2 separate regions of the Homo sapiens genome follow, and region 1 is linked to region 2. The links are chromatin loops, found by intact Hi-C in ENCODE. Cell type or tissue: ascending aorta. All regions are shown on one strand. Each heading gives the region's core, and the rest is flanking DNA. Links, peaks and the distances in the headings are about the cores only.

Region 1 (9,163 bases), core at 529-8,528, 60 kb before region 2:
CCTGTTTCTAAGGATATTAGAACTTTTAAGTTCTTTTATTATTTCTCAATGATTTCTGTTTTTTCAGAAGATGGCTCTGGTTTTATTGTTGTTGTTTGTTTGTTTTACAGAGTGATCTCATTTAGCTATCACAGCTCACTGCACCGTCAACATCTCAGGCTCAAAGGATCCTCCCACCTCAGCCTCCTGAGTAGTTGGGTCTACAGGTGCACAACACCATGCCCAGCTAATTAATTTTTAAATTTTATGTAGACACGAGGTCTCACTATATTGTCCAGGTTAGTCTCGAACTCCTATGCTCAAGCGATCCTCCCGCCTCAGCCTCCCAAAGTGCTGGGATTACAGGCAAGAGCCACCACGCCCAGCTGTTTTTTTAATCTTGATCTTTCTCTTTTGTGTTCTTGGTTTTCCTTAAACGTCTGGTGATTCTTGGTTGAGAGTTCATATTCATAAGAGCTAAATTTCCTTTGCATTCAGACAGTTCTGTTTCCTCAGCAGGCTTCCCTGTAATTGGGACAACTGAAGGCAGGCTTCTCGTGGGGGCAGGGCGGGGGGAATGTGGATGGAGATGGTTGCTGGTGACAAGCAGCCTTCCCTGTGGGGTGCATGTGTAGGGAGCTGTCTGCAGGCTGAGTCTTCATGTAAAGAGAGCTTGGATTTCATAACAGAATGCTTTCCTGGGTGAAATTGCTTCTTGGTGTCCTTGTTTCTCTCTTTCTAATGTTAATTCTGCTGAGTTCATTTCTGATCTGCTCAGCTTTTCTTCAGATCCCCCAAACTGCAGAAGGATACCTTCCTAGAAAGATCATACACATTTTCTTTAGACATTAGTTCCTGGATTTTGTTCTGCTCCTACCCTGACTCATATGCTCTGTGCATAAGGAAACATGAGATAAAGAGGGACACTCCCAGGAGACTCAGCTGTTCTAATTTCAGTGTTTTAAAAGCCAAGAACCCTGGTGATCACCCTACAGCCAGCAGTGTTTATTGGTTGGCTTTGACCTCAGAGCTTCTTCTGCTCCCTTATCCCTGGTGTTTCAGGCTGAAATTTCTCCCATTCCGTCAACTCTGTTAAACTGATCATACCTGTCTTTTATCATCCAGGATTTTCTTAAACTTACTCTTTTACTATTGGCTTCTGTCTTTGTCTTCCAGCACTATTGTGTTTAAATTATTGTTTTAAAAATCTCCCCTTGTCCTTTTAGGGGGCTTTTGGGAGACAGGAAAACTAGCTGTATCAGTCTGCCCTCTTAAATCTGAAACCAACTCTGCATTTTTATAGGTCACTCCAGTGGAGGTGAGTAGACTAAGTTGGAGAGGGACAAGAACAGCTTCAAGAAGGCATGATTATAATAATTCGGGCATGATAAGTCAGGTCCTTAGGTTAGAATGAGGGCAGTACAAATTTAGAAGAGTGGAAAGATTTAATAAAAATTATGGGAGTGAAATCAACAGGATTTGGTGAGGGATTACACATGGGAATTGAGAGTAAAGCTTCAAAATGACCCCTGAAGTCTGGAGAACCAGCAGAGAGAGACACAACATTAACTGAGAGGCACTTAATAGGGAATGTAGTAGTTACTGTTGCAGCTGTCACTTTATTATGAAGAGGTGACATTTTAATATATCAAAACATTCCTGATTATAACTTAAATATTCCATAAACTGAAAGGTACAAAATATTCAAGTTGAACCCAGTAGAACAGCTTTTGCATTTCCAGAGTCATCCTTGCTGATGAGATGCAACCAGGACTCACTAGAGATTTTACCAGTCAGGCTCAGAAAATAGGCAGCAATAAATGCCAGAAGGCTTAGACTTTGAATTGTGTCTTGGGCTACTAGACTGTTTAGACTACATCTCCTGAACAAGTTTTATGGTAACTTGTGTAAATTTTGAGAAATGGAACATCTTGGGTAAAAGTTTAATCTTTTTATTTCCTCTGGTGTACTCCAATATAATTAACTTCATGTCAATAAATGCTATACTTTTATAGCATACAAAATCTGGACTGTTATATTTTGATGCTCTTGGCACTCCATATGGAGGCGGTCTTCAAAGAAGATGCTAACATCTGATTTCAAGTGGGAAGGAAGAAATTAATAGTATATTTCCAGAAGCAAGAAAAAGTGAAAACTGAACTCAGAAGAGGTAGTCTCCAAGCCTGGAAGTCTTGGCCTCATCACCACATGCTCCATATCCCCCCTTCCTTGAATGCCTACCAGCTCCTTAGCTGCTGTGTGATCACAGCAGACTGAATGGTGACCTGAGGAAGAGTGATTCTACAGCAGCAAATGCCTTATGAAAGAAATGCTGAGCACACAAGGGCTATTTATAGAAAAATACTGGGGTTTATTTGCAGTATCTTGGTTGTAACAACACAAAATCGTATTGCAGAATAAGCCAAATCAAAAGACTGGACACATTTTGTTTTTGTGTTTGAATCTAGATTTCGAGCATCTAGGATGATTAAAGTACCTATAAAATTCCAGCCATATTATAGCATTGTTAGATCATATTTATGTCCTTTTCTTGGTCAGATTCCTGAGGAAAATGAATTCCAAGAGAGTCAGAGTACCTCAAAGAAGACATAGAAAAGAGATGAGACTTTACTGGCAGGGAAAAAAAAAAAGCATCAAGTGCTTGGTTGGGAGAAAGGAGGGAAGAAGGGAGGATGTTTAATAAATGGAGAAAGAAGTGCTCAAGACCAGGGCTGAGGCCCTGGAAAATGATACCCACCTTTCTCTCAGTACTTTATAAGCTTATAAAGCACTTTCACTGCAATAATTTTATCTTTGTTTTCTGGGACACACAAGAGAGGGTATATTATCTCCATTTTATGGGAAAATAAGACAGAGATTTTAAAGAAACATGCCAAGGGTTTCATAGCTGGCAGTTGAGGGAAGTCCCAGGACTCCAAAATCCCAGCTTTGTGTTCAGTTTTGTGCTATTGAAAGACTGCAGTCCTTCATAATTTTGTACAGGCTACAATCATTCAAGCAGGCCAATCAGCCTTCAGTCTTATTGATGTTATTCTCTGCTAAAGGATAAACCAATGATCTGTTTGGTTCAGTCCATCTAATTGAAAGTTGACTTTGCATAGATGGGGAGGCAGGGAGACAGTAATTTGAACTTCCAGCTAAAATGTTATGCTACATTTAAAATTGCTTTCTAATCACACTGTGTTGATTACCTCAAAGTAATGTCTACAAACTAATGAGACTCAGTGTAACATGAAATTCATAACCATTGATGTGGTAGTCAATGTGTCGTTTGTATATGCACATAATAGAAGGACACCTGGATTACCTTATCACCATCTGCCACACTGCTTTGGTTATGGTGTGTGTGAGAATGTTGATGATGGTGTACAGGTGAGAATGTGTTTGTGTATCTGTATAGATCTGTGTGAGTGTGTGAGGGGTGTTTCAATGTGCTACGAGGAAATCAATTTTGAATGTAGGACTGCCCTTCTCTAAAATGAAAAGGTGATACAAGAAAACAAAATAAGCATATAGCTTTGCTCAAATTCCCTGGAAGCAGAGTCTGACATAGGGATGCAGATGCATGAGATTTATGGAGGGGGTGATCTCAAGATGGGTATGGGAAGGAGCTGAGCAAGGCTGTGGTCTCAGCTGGAGATGAGCTTCAGGCTTATCCTACTAGGAGCTCTGGAGCATTAATTGCCTCAGCGTCCCACCTTGAAGCAAGAGGACAAGCTTTCTTTACCCCCATATCAGTCAGTCACTGGCTGTGGGCTCTGGGAAGTAGGAAGAGGGCATAACATCTTGGGCCAGGCACAGACAGCTCTTGCTTGACTGAGGGCCAATTTTCCGGAGAAGAGGGAGCCATAAGCCAGTAGCAGCCAATACTCACAGCAGGTGAGAAAAGACCCCAGTTCTCCCAAATTCCAGCTCTGTGCTCAGTTTTGTGCTCTTGAAAGACTGCAGTCCTTTTTACTGGGCACTGGCCCAGTAAAGGTGATCTGGCCAGAGCATTAATAGCATCCACTATGTATTGCATTTGTTTTTATTTTTTGAAAAGCAAACTCATCCAGAGAACAGTTTGTGTGTTCTGCATTTTTTGATCAGCAGCTATTACCCCAGGGGTTAGAAACCATTTTGATTATGAACCAGTATCAAGGCTACACAGGTTATATAGTCCACTGGTAGCTTCATGCTTTAGTAAAAATGGTCTGGGACAAAAGCTGGTGAAATCTGAGTATGATCTGTAGTCTAGTTAATTATATTGCGCCAATGTCTATTTCCTGATTTTGATAGTTTTGTAAGATGTTTCCACAGGGAGAAGCTGGGTGATGCAAAGACAGGAAGTCTTTGCACTATTTTTACAACTTCTTGTGAGTCTATAATTATTTCAAAATAAAAAGTTTTTTAAAAGTATAAAATCTTTTGAGTCTCGGTTTCAGCAGCAATGAGCTGAGCAATCCGTTAGAGTTTAGATAGAATACTTTGAGGAGAGCTATCATGATTTACTGGTCTCCATATTTTCTGTTCTGTCACAGGGCCTGGGCCATAAAAAAATATATATTATGAAAGAATAAATCACTCAGTGATTCAATTAATAAGTGAGTGAATAAATAGTTGACCTTCAACAGATTACTTAAGCTCCCTGAGCTTCAGCTTCTATATCTGTCTACGGGGTAATTGCAAGGATCAGATGTATTCACATACAAACAACGCTCTGTGCAATACAAAGTTGTTTTTGGTCAGGCACAGTGGCTCACACTTGTAATCCCAGCACTTCAGGGGGCTGAGGTGGGAGGATCACTTGAGGCCAGGAGTTCAAAACCAGTCTGAGCAACAAGCAAGACTCCGTCTCTATAAAAAATTTTTAAAAATTAGCCATGTGTGGTGGCACACACCTGTAGCCCCAGCTACTCAAGAGGCTAAGGTGAAAGGATCACATAAGCCCAAGAGTTTGAGGCTGCAGTGAGCTGTGATCATGCCACTGCCCTCCAGTCAGGGCAACAGAGTGACACCCTATCTCAAAAATAAATAAATGAATAAATAAGGAATTTGTTCTTTTTTGAGATGGAATCTCGCTCTGTTGCAACCTCTGCCTCCCCAGTTCAAGCGATTCTCCTGCCTCAGCCTCCTGAATAGCTGGGATTACAGACGCGCACTACCATGCCCGGCTGATTTTTGTATTTTTAGTAGAGATGGCGTTTCACCATGTTGGCTAGGCTGGTCTCGAACTCCTGACCTCAAGTGATCCGCCCACCTTGGCCTCCCAAAGTGCTGGGATTATAGGCGTGAGCCACCGTGCCCAGTCAATAAGTTGTTCTTTATATGATCAAAGAACAGGACAGGCTGGCAGGCTTAGAATCACCTGGGAAGAAGCTTAGAAATCCAGACTCTCAGGTCTAATTCAGAATATCTGGGATGAGGCCCCTGAATCTATAGTTTTAATTAGCTTATCCAAGTGACTGGTGATGCAGCCAAGCTTGGGATCTATTTATGGAGAAGAACCTAGTATGCTATTAAACTGCTAAGCTAGAGGGAAGCAAAGGAAAAAGGAGGAGAAAGAGAGAAGGAAAGAACTAGAAGGTGATGAGAGATGAGGTGACAGCTGCCAGCATCCTCTCCAGCCTTCCTGGTACAGATTGCTGCCAGGTCTGTAGCAGGCATGGAATTCACAAAGAGAACTGGTGAAGCAATTTGCAGCCCAGTTGTCTAGGAGCCCAGTAATTAAAGGATGTCGTGGACCCCTTTCACCGACCCCCGAACTTACCCAATATAAAGTGACTTAGATTTTGATTCCAGAAGAAGTTTTAAAAATATCAGGCAGTGCTGTTTCTATATATAAAAAGTCTGTCGTTAAGGAAACATGTCTCAAATAAAGCTCCTTTTAACAAAATAAAAGTCCTCTGCATTCACCAGCAACATTTCATAAAAAGAGAAGGAAACAAGCTGTGAGAAAGATGATAGCTCTGGGGGAAAAATAAAATGTGCATAACCTTTGTACCCAGATTAGCATGCCACTGCCACATTTCTAGAATCACCAAGCAAGTTTTTCCCTCCTTCTACCAGGCTCAAAATCAGAATTTCTTGTTTGCATCATAAAAAAGTGGGGATTAGCCTTTGAAAATGACATTTTCCTTATTTTATGTATTATAGGCACCTGGTAAATGGTCTTCACTAGCTGTCAGGGTCTTCTGGAATATGGATGTGTATATCTGTGTCTCTGTGTGTGTGTTTGTCTGCATCTGTGTGTCTGTGTGTGTGTGCCAAAGAATGGTTCTTTGACTACTCATAGAACGAGAAATATGGCAGTCCTCTCTCTCTCTGAGAAAATGATTTCTCTACCCCAGGACTAAGATGACCCTGGTTCCTTCCTTTTACACCCTGGGATGCCTATTGGTACCTGCAAGGATGTAGCAGAATAGCACTGGGCTTGGAATCAAAAGATCTGGATTTCAGGCTGTGTTTGCCGGTGGACAAATCACTCAGCCTTCTCATCCCTGCTTTGGGAAAATTTTACTTGTCTTGATCTCACAAGGAAGTCGTGAGGACACCATGAAGGTATAACTGTGTGCTTTGTAAACTCCAAAGCAGGATGCAAGTGTGTTATTTTTATTGCTGGATAAATTGTGTTTTACTGTCTCAAACACTTTTACCCTGAAGGGTTCTCATCCCCTGTGACAATTTGAGGAAACCTTCCCTGGGTGTCCCTAGGCATCATTAGCCATAGGATAACACGTATGGAAAATGTGCCAGGCACTATGCTGAGTGCTATGTTCATTTACCTCATTTACTTAAAACAGCCCCGAGATAGGTCTTGTGATCTCATCTTTCAGAGAGGAAACAGACTCAAGAAGGCTGGGTAACTGTTCCCAGGGTCACGTAGGCAGTAGGCAGATGAGAGAATAGTGATTCTTATTTCTGTGATTCCACAGCTGGTGCTGTCCCCATGAGGCATCATGGTCTGTGCTCATTGTCACCACTTTGTAAGGTACTTTCCTGAGGGCTTGTCTGCCTTCCCATGGCTCTTGCCTGGTTATTCTTAACCTTTGAAGGCTGAATCAACATATGTGCTCAATTAATTGTATTATCTCATTCAATGTGTGAGGAAGAGTGGATTTGTGGGCTGCCACAATGAGTCACTTTTCATTGCCATTTTCCACACTCTAGAATGCCCATAATGTGATGCAGAATTGTTTTCCCAATGCAGTCAAAATTCTCAAGTGTGTGTGTGTGTGTGTGTGTGTGTGTGTGTGTGTGTGTGTGCACGTGCGCATGCGCGCGCACGCGCTATCAGACTGATTGCTATGTTCATCAAGGTCATTGATTCTCTCATCTATCCAACAATTGACGTAAGATTCTAAAGAAGCACCCCTTTGTTCTAGAAATACAATTTTATAAGTCTGAAAAAGCCAGCATTTGCATGGTGTTAAACTTAAAAATCTCTGTAATCAATGCTAATTTGACATGATGAAATGCAGCACTTTCCATCTCAAAGCTCTTTGCAAAAATTAATTACCAATTAATCTAAAACTTTAGAGCATTATTTATTATCTGTACACTCAGAACTTGAAAATATTTACATTTCAAAGCATGACATGTAAAACTATTCTATTATGTTTTAAAGTGGAAAAAAAAGTTCAAATTCTCAGAAAAGGACAAATCACAAGTACATCAGTGAAATCAAACTACCAGATTATTCTGAGAACTGTTAATATCTCCCTGGAAAATGCTATACAAATATCCAGTTGGAATCTTGCTGAAGGCATTTCTCTGAAGTAATAATGCTAATCAGTCTAGAGCAGTGAACTCTGACATGAGACAGTGAGCTGCTCTGCCCTTCCTTTCAGAATCCAAGGGGTTTTATTCATAGCTACTCCCTGAAATAGTGCTTGGTGGAAAGGAGGCAAATTGGATTGTCTCAACAGATAAATGAATCATTACATCAGAATGAGGGGGCGGTAGGGCAGGAGGAAAAAGAGAAATGGAAGGATGGGAGGGAAGGAGCAAGGAAAGGGAAGAAAAGAAAGAAGTAAGAAAAGAAGGGAGAAAAGGAGGAAAGAAAAGGAGGAAGAAGGGAAGAAGGGGGGACAAAGGGAGAGAAGGAAGGCAGGAAGGAGGGAAGGCAGGAAGGCAGGTTGCATAGAGTTGGTTTGAGATTAAAGGTACAATGCTTAATACTCTTAAAAGCAGGGACCATTTCTGCAGAAGAAATATGAACTGCAAAGACTTACTAGGTCTTAACTTTCATTTTAAGATATTAAAAGTAAACTCTTTTCCAAGACAACAAAATAAGTCTGTGGACTTCTGCCTCATCCAAAACAAGCCTCTCTTTAGCCCCACCTGGTGGCCCTTCTCCCTTCAAACTGTAAGTTAGGCTATGAGCTATAAAAATTTGCAGAAAATCCATGTACAACAACCCTAGGCTTGAGGCACACAATTACCTGGGAAGATTTTTCTAGAAACTGATCAGAGAGCATATTTGTCCACAATTCAGCTATCTCTCTGTTGCTCCCTCCATTCCTCCCTCACCACCTCCCTGTGCTACAAATTGTGGTTACAATTTATTTCGAAGCTGACAACAGAGCTAAAAGCCCAGATGACACCCCTAACACCTCCTTATGGGAAGGTGGTGCAGTCTGAGCAGGCATGAATTCATAGCACAGTGGGAACAAGTCTGTCATACCCAGGCTGTGAAAAATCCTCTGAATTTCCACAACGGAGGGAAGCAAACTGGCTGAACAGAGGCATAAAATGGACTTTGAAAGAAGAAGGTGCATCCTAGCTCTGAGATGGAGTACTGGGACAGCTTTCAGGGAGGATGTGTCTTAGCAATAGTAGCTCATGTGTTATTAGGGGCTTTCTTAGGTAGACATATTGATTGATTAATATTTACCCACAGGATCTGTACTGCAGTTAGGAGAAAGAATGGAGAAATTCACAGAGTTTCAAAGGTGCCATTCCTTCCGGAAACATCAATACCTTAAACTGTGTAACCCTGGACCTCTAGAGGGTCCCAGGTCTCGGAGGACAAGGTGAGGGTATGACTGCTGGCTATAAAAAGCTTGCCAGCTTCACCATGAACTTCCACACTGTTGCCCAGCCTCTATGTCCCTGGCCAGCTGACCCTGCAGGCCTGCTTCTCTTTGTACTAAAGCTCTGTCAGCAACACTTCTGTGCAGAG
Region 2 (9,163 bases), core at 641-8,640:
CTCACTTTCTATTTTTAAAACTTCAATCAGTGTAGTGGGGGTTTATTTGTCATCTGCCAATGACCATAAAATATGGTTAGCTAATGGGAGCACAAAGGAGGGAATTCTGGCTTTGTTGGAAGAAGGATTTTAAACGTTTCATAGAGGAAGTGATACTACTTCAAGTATCCTCATTCACTCATTCATTTATTCATTCTGTCAACAACCATGTTTCAAACACCTACCATGTCCCAGGCACTGTGCTAGATGCTGGATGATGAACAAACTAACCACTCCTCCCCTCAAGGACAGCCCCATGTAGTGTACGATTCAATGTCTTGAAGGGTGAATGGTCTTTTGTCTGATTGCAAGTCCCTGGTTAGTGTCACCTGCCTCAGTTCTTCCCATCACATCTGCTTTTGTATACAGGCTTCCTTCTTGGTATCTGAACTTACCCTCCTCCATGTCCTGTTTGTCTAACAGCTCTTGTCAACAACAGCTCCATTCCCTCAGGTCTCATTTAGAATCCTGGTCCCTAGCTCTAGGAAGCACTTTAGGTCTACATTAGAGATATAGTCATGCCGTCTTTCTAACCCTATTCAACCTCCTGAGAGAGTCACCTCCCACACACCTGCTGAATGGGCAAAGGGCACAGGATTCCACCCCCTTGTTATATCATATTGAATGTAAGGGGACCCCAAATAAGAGCTGGGCCAATCAGGTTCTTTCTTCCAAGAGTTTGGGATAGAACACACAGGTTGGTCTTTGAATACAGATCCTTGAGCATGCTATCCTGCGAGGTCTGAAAGGGCCTTTTTAGGCCTGAAACACTGAGTGTTGGAGAAAGCAGGTCCAAGGAAAGAAAGAAGACACTGAGGTAGATGTCAAGGGAGCACAGCACCTGGTAGAAAAACATATACTGAGCTGCTATTTTTGCAGCTCCTGCCTTTGTATTTTGGAAAATTTCCCCCATTTCCTTTCTTTTACTGAAATTTGCTTGAATGAGTTTCTCCTTCCTGCAAATAATGCTACTTGATTAACATAATCTTCAAGAGAAGTCTTACTGGACCTTAGGTGAGTCCATAAACTTACTAGAGATATCCTCTGTTTAGATCAAAACTGGGTCATTCTCTGAGCCTTGCACAAGTCAGATGCTGAATGAATAATTATTATTTCAACGAATGCAGAAATAAAAAGCTGCCCCAAAGGATCTTTCCTGGCTGCCAGAGAGTCATCATTTACCTGTCTGATACCCACAGTCACAACAAGGAAAGTGGTCACATGGGCCCATGCACAGCTTGGATTTTCTGTCTCAAACTTGTTCCAGTAGTCATTGAACACCTGTTTTCTTTGGCAGTCCTAGTTCCACTGAGCCATTGCAGTGGATATTAGAGTTCTTCCCTGTTCCCAGACTCTAATGAGTGATGGCTTTTGTGACAAGGAAAATACTCAGTGTTTCTCTTGAGTCCCATCAGTAGTCAGGGTTGTAAGGATAAAAACACCGAATCAAGCACAGACAGGCCACTAGTGAAGATTTAGTTCATGGTTAGCAGGAACAGATCTTCCCAAGCAGTTCTGGAAATGAGGTCAAACCCATTTGTTTCCACATGGTCCCAGACAACCAAAAAAGGAGAAAAATTTCAAAGGGTAATGGAAAAATTTCCAGGCATCATATGGTCATTCATCACATCTAACTGGCACCTTCATTCCTGAAATGCTGGATAAATCTCCCTTGGAAGTCAGCCATGTAACTGTCCTATATATGTGGACTTTATTTTTCAAAGTAAAGCAATAACTTTTTATTCAAGGATTCCTAAGCCATGTCCTCTAACCAAATTAAATATTCTTTCTCCACTGCAAGTCATTTATGTTATTAGCGGTATTATTTTTCTTTCTTGTATTATTCATTTAACAATATTTGTGGAGCACCTACTATTCACTGAGCTTCTTTTCTGGACACAGCAATAGAGTACTGAGCAAAACAGTCCCCTCCTTTCATGGAATATATATTCTAGTTGGGATTTGGGTGAGACAAATAATAAACAAAAAAAGAAGTAAATATATACAACATATATTACAGTATATATATATATAAAAATACACACACTGAATATATAATATATAATGGTGATTAGGGAGAAAAATAATTGAAAATTGTGGGGACACAGAGTTCCAGTGATGAGAGGTGTTTGCTATCATACATACAATACTCAAAGAAGGCCTCACTGAGCTTGTGACATTTAAGCAGAGAGCTGAAGGAATTGTGGAAGTTAACTGCCCATATCTGGGAAAATAACGTTCTGGGCAGAGAGAATGCAAGTACAATGGCTCTGAGGCAAGAAATGCTTGGTATGTCTCAGGAAAAGGAAGGAAAACAATGTCTCTAGATTGGAATGAGTGAAGGGAGGAGTATAGGACACGAGGTCAGAGAGGTGAACATAAATACTTGCTACTAGACTTCAAGTTCTAAAAAGTGAGGACCACATATTACTCATCTTTATACCCTCCCTAGCTCTTACTAAAGCAACTGGCACATAGAATGCTTTAATAAAATGTTCATTGTAGTTATAATGAATGCATAGTTTATTTATGTTTTATGTCATTTCTAGTGCATTCCTTTTATTACTATAAAGTAAATAAATTGGCCGGGCACAGTGGCTCACACCTGTAATCCCAGCACTTTGGGAGGTCGAGGCGGGCAGATCACCTGAGGTCAGGAGTTCAAGACCAGCCTGACCAACATGTCGAAAGCCCGTCTCTACTAAAAATATAAAAATTAGCTGGGCGTGGTGGTGCACACCTGTAATCCCAGCAACTTGGGAGGCAGAGGCAGGAGAATTGCTTGAATCTGGGAGTCAGAGGTTGCAGTGAGCCAAGATCACGCCACTGCACTCCAGCCTAGGTGACAAAAGCCAAACTCCTCAATAAAAATAAATAAATAAATTTAGTTTTCCTTTCTATTACTATTTAACTAGGTTTAATTTGGGAGTCAGTGGATGTAATTCTGTTAGATGGATGGGTGGGTGGGTGGGTGGGTGGGTGGATGGATGTGTGAATGGACCAACCGACTTAGATATACAGATGTCAGATTTGAGCAAAACCCTAGATCCTGGCCACGATTATACATCTGTATCCATGGCCAGGATCTAATGGGCCTCTCAATTTATCCTTAACTTGCTTATTTGCAATTTTATCCATCAAGTGATGCCACATGAGGAATTTTAAATATCCAGACTAAGTGAGAGAGATCATAGTTTGCTAAAGTGCCGCTGTCCCAAGCTCAAGAATGTTATGCTGTTATAAGCCCAGTTCTAGGCATCATTGTCTCAGTGGCCTTGAGACATTAGCAGTCTATCTCAGAGATTCAGACTTGTCTCCTGATTGTATCTCTTTTTCTCACTTCCTGGATGATTTACAATTACTTTCTGTCTATTCCAGCACAACACTAACAAGTAAGGGCTCAGCTGACTTAGTAGCACATGAAGTCCATGACAGCACTGCAAGCCATTGATATCCACTGGGTTCTGGATCAAGCTTTTGTTCCTTTTTTCATTTACCTGGTGCTAGTCAAGCCTGAGGCCACCCTTAACTAATATGGGACCAAATTAAATGCTAAATGAATAAATTAATGAGCAAGGCTTAGACCTCAGTCAGATCTTGCAAGAAGGAAAGAGAGACCATCCATTAAGTTGAAGTTCAACAAATTTTAACTTTGTTGTAAAATTTTTACTCTAGTATTTCAAGAAGTAAGCAATTGGTTCTTGGCACATACATGCAGTTGTTTCTTTTTTTTTTTTTTTTTTTGAGACGGAGTCTCGCTCTGTCACCCAGGCTAGAGTGCAGTGGCGCAATCTCAGCTCACTGCCAGCTCCGCCTCCTGGGTTCACGCCATTCTCCTGCCTCAGCCTCCTGAGCAGTTGGGACTACAGGCGCCCGCCACCACGCCCAGCTAACTTTTTGTATTTTTAGTAGAGACGGGGTTTCACCGTGTTAGCCAGGATGGTCTCCATCTCCTGACCTCGTGATCCGCCCATCTCGGCCTCCCAAAGCGCTAAGATTTACAGGCGTGAGTCACCGCGCCCAGCCAGGTGTTTCTATGAGGTTGGTAAACCCATTTTCCCATGTTATTATGACAGATCCGATGACATTAATTGATCTGTTTCACTAGAATGTGAGTTCTGATAAGGATGTCAGAGATAAATACAACACATTCTCCTTCAAATATACTTTGGAAATGCCTTGTCTGTCTCACATATGATATAAATTCTAATTGGTATCTTTCACCAAGTATTCATTTACACCATGCTGTTTATGGCAGAAATTCCCTATATACTGTAACTGTTGTCCAAATATAAGACTTCTCATGATAAATTTCTCTTGGCTTTGTATGCTAGAGAAAGTTTGTGTCTTCTGTGTAACGGTCTACATATTTTCATCTGACAATAACAACTAGACAAACCACTAGATTTCCCTTTTTCTGTCTTGTCTTCTAAGAATTTCAAAGTTTGAGCATTAAGCTCCATTTCATTACCCCTCACTCCAGATTCCTAGTATATATTCCTACTGCTGACACTGCATGATTTCTGATCTTCATTTAGCTTTATTTCAGCTCTGCCATTGTTATGAGCTTTACATTGAGGTTTGGAGAAATTTGAGGGATGCGTCCATGAGAAACAGGAAGAATATATATTAGCAAAGAGATATGTGACTTTACTGCTTTAAGAGATTTTAAAGTCATGTAGACTTGAACTAAAATATCAGCTTCAGTACTTGTTAAAAGTGTGAACCTGCTTGAGCAATTTGCTTAAATTAACTGAACTTTAGTTTCTAAGAATAAAATTTGGTGAGAATTAAGGTAAGATAATGCATAGAGAATGCTTAGAACCCCATCCAGCACTTTGTATTTGCTTAATAATATTTCTATGTGAACAAATAAAAGCCATTGAGAGACAACTTTATACAAATGATTAAACAAGGAGTGTTTCTTGAATATAATAGAGTAGCTAAAGGTTCAGACTTAGGAATCACGTTATGTGGGTTCAAACCCCCACTCCATTATTTGCTATCTATAACCTTAGGCAAGTTTCATTATGCTTCATTTCTTCATATTAATGACAATAAAAATAAAATCTACCTCATAGGGTTATTTTAAGGAGCCACACAGTATAGGTGCTTTAAAAAGTTTCCAGCACACATAAGCACATAATAAATGCTATTACCGCTGTAACTAGGTTGACTCTAGATTCAAACTAAATTTTTAGAGATTTCTACTCCATTTTGGCCTCAAGAAAAACTGCAAATAATAAATAATGAAAACTGAATAGGCCTGGGAAACAAAGATATTTTTCCTGGGTTTATTTTCACTTCCACATTGAGAGCTATATTGATAATAACTTTAGAGGTAAACATTTGTATGGAAGTAAATGTGCAACATAAGCCCAGGAAGGTACACACTGTAACTTTTCTATAACAGAAAGGAATTGTTGGGGATAGTGTATTTCTTTTGCACTTCTATGAGTTAAAAACCAAGTAAACTGATCATTATTGATTCCTTGTTTTTATTCATTTTACTCTTTGCAATATGTTTTCATATTTAGCCATATATTTTTGATCCTCAGAGTGAGCCAAATAAAAGGGCAGGACAAGTACAGTTATTGTCAATGATAAAGTGAAGAGTCAAGTGAAGTGACCATTCAGGGCCACCCAGCTAGCAAGTGACTGAGCTGGATTCAAAACCAGCTATCATCTTCTTTCCTCACACTACACATATTGCCCCAAGTCAGACTTCCACATTGGAACTGTTTCATCTGTTAAAAGAAAGGAAAAGAAAAAACTGATTCTGCAGTGACGAGTAGGACATCTAAACTGAAACCTCACCTTACCCCCCTCAGGAGACAGGGCCATTGGAAGGTCGGAGTGCCCCTTTCCTGTTGTTCCTCCTGCATCTGGATTCTGCACACAGCCCTGTCATCCCCAAGCTGTCCACTAAACACCGCCATCAGCAATAAAGGAGTTACCATTTAATCTCTGGTACTTAAAATGGAAAATTGAAGCATATAATCACAGGATTAGAAACAGCTGAATCTAGGGACTCTGAAAAACCCTTTAGAACAAGTTGCCAAATAGTTTTGCTCTTCGCCAAAATATCTTTCCTCTTTATTTAAACCTGAGTTGTAAGAGAAATGTAATTAAAACCATGATATTCTCTACTAAAATGAACAGCTTCTGCTGTCTAAGAAAAAAAGGAAAGACTCAAAAATATACCTGTGACTATTGTAGCTCCTGAGAGAAGGAAAAGCCCTCTTGAGTCATCCAGAGTCAGGCCACTTGGAAATTGACCATACACGTACGTTGGGAACTAGGCTGGTTATTAAGCTACTTTATCTTAGCACCGCCCACCCTCCTGTTCTCTGTTATATGATTTGGAGGCTGGACTCCACAAGCAAAATTTCTCCTTTGCCATCTGGTTTCCTGTTAGGCTCTGCCAATAAAGGGTATTAGAGGAAGACTGCAAACCTAGAGGATAGCAAAGGGATTTGCCCCTTGCTGTTTGCTTTCTGTGTCTGTCAATATCCCCTCAGCAATGGTTCTTCACCCTAGCAGCAGCATTTGGGTCTACGTCTTTTTTTTTCTCCGTATTTCCAGAATCAGCTTCACTGGAGTCCCAGCAGAGACACCAGCACCAGCCAGGTGGCACCTCCTGCTCCATGGTCTTGTTCTCAACTTTATGGAGCCCTTTATCCAAGCTTCTAGGTTCTACTCATCCACTCTACCCTTTGCTCCCCTGCTCTAATGGTGAAAGATATTTCCTGTAGTTTCTATATCTTTCTGCAGTTACAGTTTTCCAAACACCTGTTTAGCAATTCAATTCCCTATATTAAATTATTTCTGTTAAAATTACTGGTATGGTTTCTGTTTTCCTGATTGGACCCTGAGGGATACAGGATCTAACTTTATTTGTATTTCAGATATAGGTTGGAATGGTCACTTTTCCAAAACTTTTATTGATTTATTCATCCAAGAGAACATATTATATGTCTGACATTCTGCTAAGGACTGGGAAAAGAAATATAAGTATCTTCCACTAACTCAGTCCAACAAACCATAGGCATACCCAAATAAATACAATGCAATCTGATGTGCTAAAAGAGAGATATATAGAAATTGCTGTGGACTTTTTTAAAAATAAAGGAGTATGCTATAACAAAAGCATCTTAGAAAAAAAATTTTTTAAACAAAAAAGGAACAATTAATTTTGTTAAGGAGGATTCAAAGACAGATAACCATACTGAAAAGATTGAAAATGAAGGTTTTTAACACAGACACAGGGAGGAGAACAACACACACTGGGGCCTGTAGGGGAGAGGGGAGGGGGAAAGAGAGCATTATGAAAAATAGCTAATATATGTTTGGTTTAATACCTAGGTGATGTGTTGATAGGTGCAGCAAACCACCATGGCACATGTTTACCTATGTAATAAACCTGCACATCCTGCACATGTACCCTGGAACTTAAAATTTTTAAAAAAGAGAAAGAACAAAAGAAAAAGAAAAATATAAAAGAAAATGAAGGTTTTAAAGGGCCATGTGAATTTACTGTAGCAAAATAGTTTTAAAACAACTATTAGCACTCTCAATTTTCATTAATTATATCTATAATTTAAAAACTATTAAATCAATCTGGCCTGTTGAATCACTGCATAATTCTTCCAGGCATTAAGATTACATTAATTTGTAATACACCACCTTCCACAGGAGTTGTATTTCATATTTTATAACCCTCCCCAAAACACACACACACACACAAATGCTAAATTTGTTAACTTTCTTTTCAAGGAATGCACACTTTTACAACATGGATTACACAATTATAGAGCAAGCCCATGAAACCTAAAGTACATTCCATGATACATTACTTCACTGGGGGCATTAGTAGGTAGTCCATGAATAAAGGGCACAATATATAAATAACTTTGCGAAACGCTGGACTGAGCAGATAGTTTTACTTACTGCAGGATTTTTCAAAGCTTTTAGTATCCTAATATGTTTGTGAATCCCAAATTGCAGCCAGCCCTCCAGATCACATTTGCTTCATCTTTCATTTATCCATCATATCTAATCAGATATTTAAGTTCCCTCTAGCTTCTTCCTCTTCCTTCCTTCCTCCTCACTGTGACCAGCCAAGTCTTAGTCCTGGTCCTTTTAATCTACCAGCCTCCTACCTGACCACCTTGCCTTACTTCTCATCCCCCAAGTCAGTCTTCCATAACAGGGGTCAGAAAACTGCAACCCACAGACCAATGCCAAACAGTTCCCTGTTTATTCATAGTTGATAAGCTAAGAATATTTTTATATGGTTACATTTTAAACAGTTACATAAGCACCTAAATAGTATCCTCATTTTGTGTCTTTTTGCAAAGCCTAAAGTATGTACTATCTGGCTGTTTAAAAGAAAGTTTGCTGAGTCCTGCTTGACACCCCTGTCAGATGCATTTATCCTAAATCGCCTGTACTTTTTGTGGTTTCTTCTCACAAGTTATAATGGCTCCTGCTTGTTTAGCCTCAATGACAGAAAACCATGAACAAGGAAAATCCTCTCACTCACCAAGCAGGGAAGTGAGGTCCTTCTTTTGATTTTGGTAAAGAGAAAAATTGTTGTCCTCTGCTGACTCCAGTGCAAAATTAAGGTACACTAAAAGTATAGAAAGTCCCTTTCTGGGGATACAAAAATGTGCACCAGAGAGTGGTAAACAAAGCATGACCAATTTTGTCAAAGCAGAATTACCAAACAGGAAGCAGAAAGTACAGGCAGTGATGCACTGACAAATGTCTCACAGCTGGCTTTCCACTGAGATGCAGGAAAGATTTTAATACCCTAATTAGAGGTGAGAAGCCTCGATGTGTATCATTGCTAATTTCCATGGTGTAAATGCTCCCACCATGCTGGTTTCAAGTTACAAATAAGACACCATGGAACAGAGTTGGGAAGAGATACACTTAATGGGCTTTTACCCTAGTACAGCAGGAACAGAGCAGGAACCAAAGCAGGACCAAAAGAAGCAGGGTCCCATTTCTCTGGGCTTCTGCACCCTGATCACTCAGGAGAAAGGCCAAGCCACCTAGGATAGTGGTTAGAAATCAAGTCGACAGCCAATCCTTGAGACCAGCCTGAAGTTTGGGAAAG

Evidence for each region. A loop is a pair of places that touch in the nucleus more often than their neighbours do. Peaks named below come from ENCODE experiments on the same cell type or tissue, not always from the same donor. Only the 100,000 strongest peaks of a DNase experiment are listed, where the experiment ranks them.
Region 1: it touches region 2 in a loop (5-fold over the local background); 4 of 110 quality-filtered maps call a loop at or near these places.

The regions. Positions count from the first base shown.
Region 1 is chr3:34,259,955-34,269,117 of GRCh38, reverse strand. All of the region lies in intron 2 of LINC01811 (long intergenic non-protein coding RNA 1811), which reads right to left. Among named protein-coding and RNA genes, the nearest start is that of LINC01811, 110 kb to the right of the region's middle. In ascending aorta, for the core only: a CTCF peak has its summit at 8,339 (motif pointing left); a DNase peak (open chromatin) is centred at 8,337; H3K27ac peaks cover 3,507 bases.
Region 2 is chr3:34,200,389-34,209,551 of GRCh38, reverse strand. All of the region lies in intron 2 of LINC01811 (long intergenic non-protein coding RNA 1811), which reads right to left. Among named protein-coding and RNA genes, the nearest start is that of LINC01811, 46 kb to the right of the region's middle. In ascending aorta, for the core only: no CTCF peak of the experiment used is centred there; a DNase peak (open chromatin) is centred at 1,271; H3K27ac peaks cover 3,547 bases.